2 separate regions of the Homo sapiens genome follow, and region 1 is linked to region 2. A link is an interaction called in ENCODE POLR2A ChIA-PET data of the cell type or tissue named here. Cell type or tissue: CD4-positive, alpha-beta T cell. All regions are shown on one strand. Each heading gives the region's core, and the rest is flanking DNA. Links, peaks and the distances in the headings are about the cores only. Region 1 overlaps ATXN1 (ataxin 1). Region 2 overlaps ATXN1 (ataxin 1).

Region 1 (4,401 bases), core at 71-4,070, 74 kb before region 2:
GCTGGAGTGCAATGGCACGATCTTGGCTCACTGTAACCTCTCCCTCCCGGATTCAAGTGATTCTCCTGCCTCAGCCTCCCAAGTAGCTGGGATTACAGGCATATGCCACCACACCCAGCTAATTTTGTATTTTTAGTCAAGATGGGGTTTCTCCATGTTGGTCAAGCTGGTCTTGAACTCCCGACCTCGGCCTCCCAAAGTACCGGGATTATAGGTGTGAACCACCATGCCTGGCCTGTTTCTTTTTTTTTTCCAAGAGGTCAGTTCTCAGTCTGTTGTCCGAACTGGAGTGCAGTGGCATGATCACAGCTTTACTGCAGCCTTGAACCCTTGGGCTCAAGTGATCCTCCTACCTCAGCCTCCCGATTAGCTGGGACTGCCGCTGTGCACCACCACACCCAACTAATTTTTAAAATTTTTTTGTAGAGACAGGGTCTTGCTATGTTGCCAAAGCTTGTCTCGAACTCTTGGCCTCAAGCCATCCTCCCGCCTCGGCCTCCCAAAGTGTTGGGATTACAGACATGAGCTGCCGTGCCTGGCTGACTTGTGGTTCTTAATAGTGTGGCTCTTAAAATAGCAAACATTTTTGGGAACCAATGTGAGGGCACTTCATAACACAATCAAAAACCATTAAGTGGAATATGTTAAGATAATGTAACCTTGTTGTTGTCCCTTAATGCTTTAATGCAGGCTTTCAGCAAGTAGTAATACCTGGTATGGTGGGTGTAAAACTCAGAATGGGTCCCGGCATGGCAGGAATAAGAGAATTCTTTCATCGGTTGGAAAATATGTTTGAATAATTCACTACATTTAAAAAATAGGTAAAGAGGCTTTTGGTTTTGGTTGCAAATTGCACTCATCCATGGAAGTTTTTCAAGGGCCATACAATTCTGTAGATGGAGGTGGCAATTTAATGCAGTCTTAGCTGTTTAGGATTTAGAACTATGTTACTTTTAATTTACTTCCATGAAATTACAAAAACATGTAATGAAGCTAAAAAGATTTCAAAAGAAGCACATCTAGTCAAACATAAAAGTACTTAATAAGGGCATACATGTAGAAGTATATTAGTCTTTGCACATATTTACATATGTATGTTTTGGTTGCTTAATATTTTTCAAGTGCTGCATGCATTTGTATGTGTAAATACAGTGTGCACCCTTTATAGAACTAGTGTTGGGGGACTCTTTTATCAGCTATTATGATTTGGAGCTTTATCAAATGGAGTGATTTTTTTTTGTGTGTGTGTGAGATGGAGTCTCACTCTGTTACCCAGACTTGAGTGGAGTGGTGCCATCTCGGCTTATTGCAACCTCTGCCTCCTGAGTTCAAGCAATTCTCCTGCCTCAGCCTCCAAAGTAGCTGGAATTACAGGCACCCATTAGCACGCCTGGTTAATTTTTGTATTTTCAGTAGAGACGGGGTTTCACCATGTTGGCCAGGCTGGTCTCAAACTCCTGACCTCAAGTGATCCACCTGCCTCGGCCTCCTAAAGTGCTGGGATTACAGGCGTGAGCCACCACACCCGGCCGGAGTGATATTTTCCAATGGTCATGATTCTGGCCTGTAACACCAAGCAGTATAACGATGAGATTGAAGTGTGACCATGTGCGTCTGCCTATTTTTATGTTCTATCTCATCTTTTTGCTTGGAGAAAAATTATGTTGAAAGACTACAGTGTGCCTATAAAGCTTCAAATATGAAAAAAGAGCTACATATGACACTTTGTTGCAGTTAGTCCATTGTCTCAAAAACATGCTATAAAAATATGACAACTAGAAAAGTCTTGGCAAATGTAGCATGAGTGTTGCCGGTTTAAAAGCCGTGTTTGAGTACTCTAAAGTACTTTTCTGTGACAGCTATTACTATAGGAATTGGCACCAGCTAAGAAAATTTACAGTTTAATACTTTAGAGCAAATAATTGCTTAGGGTGCTTTAAATAGCACAGGAAATGTGTAGAGTGTTTACTTGACATTTGCTATATTGAACACTAATACTGAAACAGATTCTTTGACCACAGAGAATGCCAGTGTAGGAGGGGTGGGGGTAGGTGGGAGAAAGAGGCGGAGAAGGAAACGGCAATACAATTAGATAAAAATTAAATGACAAATGTACTTTTTCATGATACAGAGATATCATGGGGAAAAATGCCCATTTGTTTGATCAAGTAATCTTCTAGTGTGGTAGCAGAAAGCAAAGTACAGACAACTTCCTGGGATTAGGTTCCTCCTGCTAAAGGCTGTCTTCACCAGAAGGTCAAAGCCTTGCAGCCCTTGGTCGCTCTGGTTTATTTTTCAAGCTCCTGAAAGCAAGAGGAATGACCTCCGTTTTTATTAAAAAAAAAAAAAAAAAAAAAAAAAAAAAGAAAAGAAAAAAAAAGCCTCTCTCGTTATCTGTCTAATCTGCACATGCTTGTGATTTTTTTTTATGACGACTCTGATGCCCTCATTTCTCATTGCAGCTCAGTGCTTGTGATGTTTTTTTCCCCTGAATGCATCTTGCACTCCCAGAATCTTCTTTTCATTCTTCCCTGGCTCTGTTAATACGGGTCTTATCTTAGAACGGGGTCTAGTGCAGTTTAGTGTAGCTCTTACATGCAGAGCATTTTTTTTTTGCACAAACTGCTTCTCGTGGATTGTGATTCAGTTGCACTTAAAGGGAAAAATAGAGTATATTTTAGGCTACTAAACCTCCTTCCATTTGTAGGCATTTGAGCCAGTTATACAGTGTCTTTCAGGGAGTTTTACATGCATATGTTAATAACCAGTGGCACCTGTGATAGGTCCAGGAATGTGAAATTGTGCAACGTTAATGACATTTGTCCAAGCTTCTTCCTTCTATCTTGTCAATATGAGCTACTTTTAAATACACAAAGGAATTTTGAAAACACCAATCAAAAGTCAAAATTTCACCCTGCAGCATGGCCCGGCACCCAGAACACTCAGCAAGAGGAAGGTCTGTATTTATGGCTTTTCCACTGACTTGAAATTTGACCTGGAATAAATCATGTTTAACTTCTTTATGCTTCAATTAGCTTTTGAAAGATATGTGTGGTTGTGTTTAGCCAGTGGAAAGGCAATAACTGAAGTTCACAACGAAAGGAGAACTTGAAGGGAAATTTTGTTAGGAAAGAACAGTGGGCAAGAATACAATCTTCAGGCAGGGTGCTATTCCTAAAAAGTCTTGGTACACATGGTTCCTAAGGAAGGTGGGACATTTTCTTATAATATTCTTTCTGTATTTTGTAGAATTAAGAAATATATTATTGTACATAAATATTTTATATTACATTATATATGTATAAATACATTTATATATATATATATATATACATACTGTTTTACCCTTTAACTCCAGAAAGCTTTGCGTTCACACATCTTTTTCCCTAACTTCTACCTATAAAGGGATTTTTAGTGATAATCTTGAATTTAAATTGTAATCAAGCAGTAACAAACTTCATTTAATATGCAGACATCTAATTTTATAAAGGAAATTCCAAGTTATTGTTCATTTCCATTTATTAATTTATTTATTTTGGGACGGAGCCTCACTCACTCTGTTGCCCAGGCTGGGGTGCAATGGCACAATCTCACGTCACTGTAATGTCCATCTCCCGGGTTCAGGTGATTCTCCTGCCCCAGCCTCCTGAGTAGCTGTACAGGCGTGCACCACCATGCCCGACTAATTTTTGTATTTTTAGTAGAGATTGGGTTTCACCGTGTTGGTCAGGCTGGTCTTGAACTCCTGACCTCAAGTGATCTGCCTGCCTCAGCCTCCCAAATTGCTGGGATTACAGGCGTGCGCCATCGCGCTTGGCCAATTTTTGAAGTTTCTTTTTTTAATCTGTTGCCATCTCTGAGATGAGAGGTTTTTCATTCATTTGGGGAAAAAGGAAGAAAGGTAATCAACATTTATTGAGCACCTACTGTGTGCCAAACAGACTGCTAAGCACTTAGTCCTTAAGTACCCTACGTGACTGATGTTCAGAGGGCCATTTTCTCTGTGTCAGGAATCAGGTGGGAGGGCCAGAATCCATAGAACAAAAATATAACCGTTGCAATAGATAATTAAAAAGAGGGACCTTTTAGTTAGTGGCACCCAAAGCATCATAGTGTGGGCTGTGAGATCTCAGTAAACCAGTTGTTGGTAGGTTCCCCCAACTCAGAGACCTCCATGAGGGTTGGATGGCTGGATTGCAACATGGTGCTAAACCACATCTCCCTGGTTAAGCCATTTCAGTTATTGCCTCATTTAAGTTGCATTGCTGTAAAAGACATAGGTATGACAAGTTGCAATGCCTAAAATTCGAACGAAAGAATACAGGCTTTGAATGTTATTCAGAGCTTGACTCCGGAGTCCCAGATGCAGTTTCAGGGTGAGTAAATACAAAGCCAGCAGCT
Region 2 (4,401 bases), core at 295-4,294:
ATCCAGAAATGAATTTATTTTCTTATGGCAAAAACAAAACAGAAAGAGAGTACTATGAGGAAGTATCATGCTACTGGTAAATTTTTCAAACTAAAACCGCATTACATTTCATTAAATGAGTTTATGTCCATTAAGCGTCAATGAGCATGAGTGGTTGAACCCAGAATCCAGTCAAAGTACATATTAACTTTCTGTATGACTTTAAAAAGAGGTATGTCAACCTCCCTGGGTCAGCAGGTTCCTTTGCAGAAGACATTGGAATGAAACGTCAAGGACCTCTTCCAATTATAGAATACCTCGAGATATGAAGTTGGTAACAAATAAGAGAAATGCAGCAAGATATTTTTAGTTAAAAAAGAAAAGATTGATACAAGCCAGTAACTTGCAGTGAACTTGTTTAAATCCTCCTCCTCTCTCCAAATTCTGTTTTTACCAAGCCGGTAAAGTAAAGACAGTTTGTCATGCTTTGAACTTCCTGGCTTATGTTGATTTCTATCAGTATGTTGCCTTACACATTTGAGTGGGAGCTGAGTTACATAAAACTAATAAAATCCTTACAACCCCATTTTCTGTGGGTACTGATAGCATCCAAAAAATAAAAAAGGCTTTTGCCATTTTCAGGCAGTTGTTCCTCCGGCTAGATGGAAAATTGAATGGCATTATCTCAACTCACATGTTTAAACATTAACGGAGAGACACTTTCTCCTCCTCAAAAGTTTTTAGTGTTCCCAGGAATTTAACCACAGATAGACACAACTCCTCAAACGTCCCGAAAAAAAGGTTGACTATTCCATAAAGTAATAGTTACAGAAGGCTTTCAAGGAATTAGTTATTCACACAGTAAGCTTCTGAGGCATACGAGCATATCCTCTTTCTTACAACTTGGTCACTTGATCCAATCTTTGATGATCACCGTGGGACCTTTGGAGATTTATGGAGTTTAGGGTTACAAGTATGATGTGGCCACCATACTCAGGGAACTGGATGACAGTCAGCCGATGGGTTTTCAACATAGATGAGGATGAGCTCATAAAAGGCTAAAAAAGGAGGCAGACACCTTTGGAAGACTGTTTCTAGGCTCTCAAATGGCCATTGTCAAAAAACAAACAGTGGGGTGGATTTGACTAAGCATCAGAAGATGCTTTAACAACAGCCTGTGACAAGTGAGCGTTAAAAGCTCACAAGGCAGAAAGGAACTTTTCAGAGTGACCTTGTCAGACGAGGTTCTAATGTGTAGGCTTTATCAGCTGCTCTGAGTGGGGGTAAAGAGGCATGCATATTTTAAACATTCATTTCATATTCAGTGTGTAAAGTAACTACTGCTTTTCAGCTTGGGTGGAGAAAGTATTTATCAAGAATCACACAAGGGAAACCCATGCATTACCTACTTATAGGGCAAAATGGAAAATGTTCTCTCTCTTATGCTTTATCTTTTTTGTTCCATCTTAATAGCTCTTTATTTAAAAAGTATTCACATCAGTTGATTAGTCTGAGTCTTTCATTTGAAGCAAACTTTCTTCACTTTCTGCCCTTGATACTGCACATCAGTCTTTAATCACTTAGACGTACTGAATTTTTCTTTATTCACATCTTTCAATCGGTAAACTTGAAATTTTGCAAGTGCATTCCCACTGGTGTACATTCTGATTTTCAAGACCTGCTACCTCCCCCAGTGTCATGCTTGTTTTTTTTTTCTTTCTTTCTTCCTTCCCACACCCCACCTCCAGTATTTTAGGGCACCTTATGTAGATAAGCAGTGAGATGGCTTCATCCTGATAATTAACATGCTTGTTTGAGGTTATGAAATATACATTTGAGAAAGGCCAGGGATTTCCCCCTGAATATCCACTAACTGCTTGAAGTGGCATTTTCATTCTGACTTGGTATTTTGTTTTGTTTGACTGCAGCATACTGGAGCATAGTGAAAGAGTCTATTTTGAAGCTTCAAACTTAGTGCTGCTGCAGACCAGGAACAAGAGAGAAAGAGTGGATTTCAGCCTGCACGGATGGTCTTGAAACACAAATGGTTTTTGGTAAGTCATCCAAAAGACTTGACATCTTTTAGCTTTAAATGTCATCGGGCATCACTTCACTGGTGTACCAGAACTTCTTCTTCAAGCGTATTGCTATTTCTCTACATCCTAAATAACAGGACATTTGAAAAAATGTTGTCCTAGTGACAGAGCACTGAGAGAGCAACCGCATTTACTTTATGTGTTTGTTTCTGAAACTTGCAGAATAGTATGATCTGAATAGAATGTATTTGTGGTTAGAAAAAAGAACAAAAGCAAAAACAAAGCAAACCCAAACAACTAAACACACAAACAGCAAATAAACTACATCTACCAGATACTCCATTTTAGCTGAAAACATAAGGGATTAATCGCACGAGAGGAAGTAGATTCAATTTAATGGCAAGTTTTTTGCGTCTTGTGATCAAATACAGTCATGTGCCACATAATGAAGTTTCAGTCAACGACAGATCACACGTATTACAGTGGTCCCATAAGATTATAATACTGGGCTGGGTGTGGTGGCTCACGCCTGTAATCCCAGCACTTTGGGAGGCCGAGGCGCGCGGATCACGAGGTCAGGAGATTGAGATCATCCTGGCTAACGCGGTGAAACCCTGTCTCTACTAAGAATACAAAAAAAAAATTAGCCGGGTGTAGTGGCGGGCGCTTGTAGTCCCAGCTACTTGGGAGGCTGAGGCAGCAGAATGGCGTGAACCTGGGAGGCAGAGCTTGCAGTGAGCCGAGATTGCACCACTGCACTCCAGCCTGGGCGACAGAGCGAGACTCCATCTCAAAAAAAAAAAAAAAAAAAAGATTATAATACTGTATTTTGGTTGTACCTTTTCTATGTTTAGATGTGTTTAGAGGCACAAATGCCTACCATTGTGTTACAGTTGCCTACAGTATTCACTACAGTAGCATGCCGTCCAGGTTTGTAGCCTAGGAGCAATAAGCTATACCGTATAGCGCAGGCGTGTAGTAGGGTGTACCATCCAGGCCTGTGAAAGTACTCTGTGATGTTGCACAGTGACAAAGTCACCTAACAATGCATTTCTCAGAGCATATCCCTGTCATTAAATGATGCATGACTATTGTGATGGGCAAGGTGAAAGATGATGGGGGTTTCCAAGTCCTGTTCAGCAAACATTTACTGAGTAACTTTTAAGTATACATGGGCCCTTGAATGACAGTCTTAGTCTGGGGGTTGGAATTCAAACACTCTAAACTATAAATAAATGATAAAACCATTCCAGAGCATACACCAACATAATGTGGACTTCCAGGAATTTTTTTTTTATCAACCCCGTTCATGATATTACCTGGAAGCAGAGTCCTCAAATTGAAGCCTAGGTCTGCCCCACCTATCTTGGTCACCTTGGAGAACTTGCTCATCATCTTGGAACGACTTGCCTTTAAAGATGTATGTGCCTAACTGATCTCCAAGGTCTCCTGCAAATTTATAATTCAGTTCCCTCTAGTGCAATGAATTAAATAATTATCCACTTCAGTTCTTGCCCAACAGAATTTCTGTGTAGGCTTGGTGGTCATTTGCAGAGGGGCTCATTGTATCAACCAGTGTGGAGGAAAGGAGCCAGGTCCTCGGGGGGTCCCTCCTGGCCCCATTTGCCCATTTGACAGCCAGCCCTTTGGTCAAACAGGACTGTCAGCATCTGCAGTAAATAATTTTTTTGTTTTTTTTTTTTTTGAGATGGAGTCTTGCTCTGTCACCAGGCTGGAGTGCAGTGGCACAGTCTCAGTTCACTGCAACCTCCACCTCCCAGGTTCAAGCGATTCTCCTGCCTCAACCTCCCGAGTAGCTGGGACTACAGATGCGTGCCACCATGCCCAGCTAATTTTTGTATTTTTAGTAGAGCTGGGGTTTCACCATGTTAGCCAGGATGGTCTCGATCTCCTCACCTCAGGTGATCCGCCTGCCTCAGCCTCCCAAAGTGCTGGGATTACAGATGTGAACCACTGCACCCGGCCCGCAGTAAATAATTTATTCCCTTGCAACATTAAAAAAAAATGTGGCACAGTGCTTTATGAATATTATATTCATTTTTATGTATTTAATTTTAATTTATTTATTTATTTATTTATTTGAGACGGGGTTTCTTTCTCTTTGTTGCCCAGGCTGGACTGCAGTGGTGCAATCGTAGCTTGTGCTGGGACCATATGAGACTGGGACTATCCTGGCTGTCATTCATAAAGTCTTCACTGAATTTTTAGGACTTCGCTGACTGGTCTCTCTTTATGAACTTCTGTCACATTTAGGGCCTGCATCATATAAAATGCACTGCTATGTGTTGTTCTGTTAGTGTTTGTCATCACGCCATCAGGGGTACACACAGCTTCAGGGCAGGAATCATCATCACAGACCAGTAGC

The links. Peaks named below come from ENCODE experiments on the same cell type or tissue, not always from the same donor. Only the 100,000 strongest peaks of a DNase experiment are listed, where the experiment ranks them.
Region 1: POLR2A ChIA-PET joins it to region 2 with 7 read pairs; 3 of 35 experiments call an interaction of 5 or more read pairs at or near these places.

What each region holds. Positions count from the first base shown.
Region 1 is chr6:16,729,419-16,733,819 of GRCh38, reverse strand. The region is part of intron 2 of ATXN1 (ataxin 1); the gene reads left to right. Among named protein-coding and RNA genes, the nearest start is that of ATXN1-AS1, 30 kb to the left of the region's middle. In CD4-positive, alpha-beta T cell, for the core only: no CTCF peak of the experiment used is centred there; DNase peaks (open chromatin) are centred at 2,049 and 2,439; H3K4me3 peaks cover 1,115 bases; H3K27ac peaks cover 1,271 bases.
Region 2 is chr6:16,655,408-16,659,808 of GRCh38, reverse strand. ATXN1 (ataxin 1) reads left to right here. Exons shown (of 8, transcript NM_001128164.2): 3 at 1,908-2,033. Among named protein-coding and RNA genes, the nearest start is that of ATXN1-AS1, 100 kb to the left of the region's middle. In CD4-positive, alpha-beta T cell, for the core only: no CTCF peak of the experiment used is centred there; a DNase peak (open chromatin) is centred at 1,838; H3K4me3 peaks cover 275 bases; H3K27ac peaks cover 2,015 bases.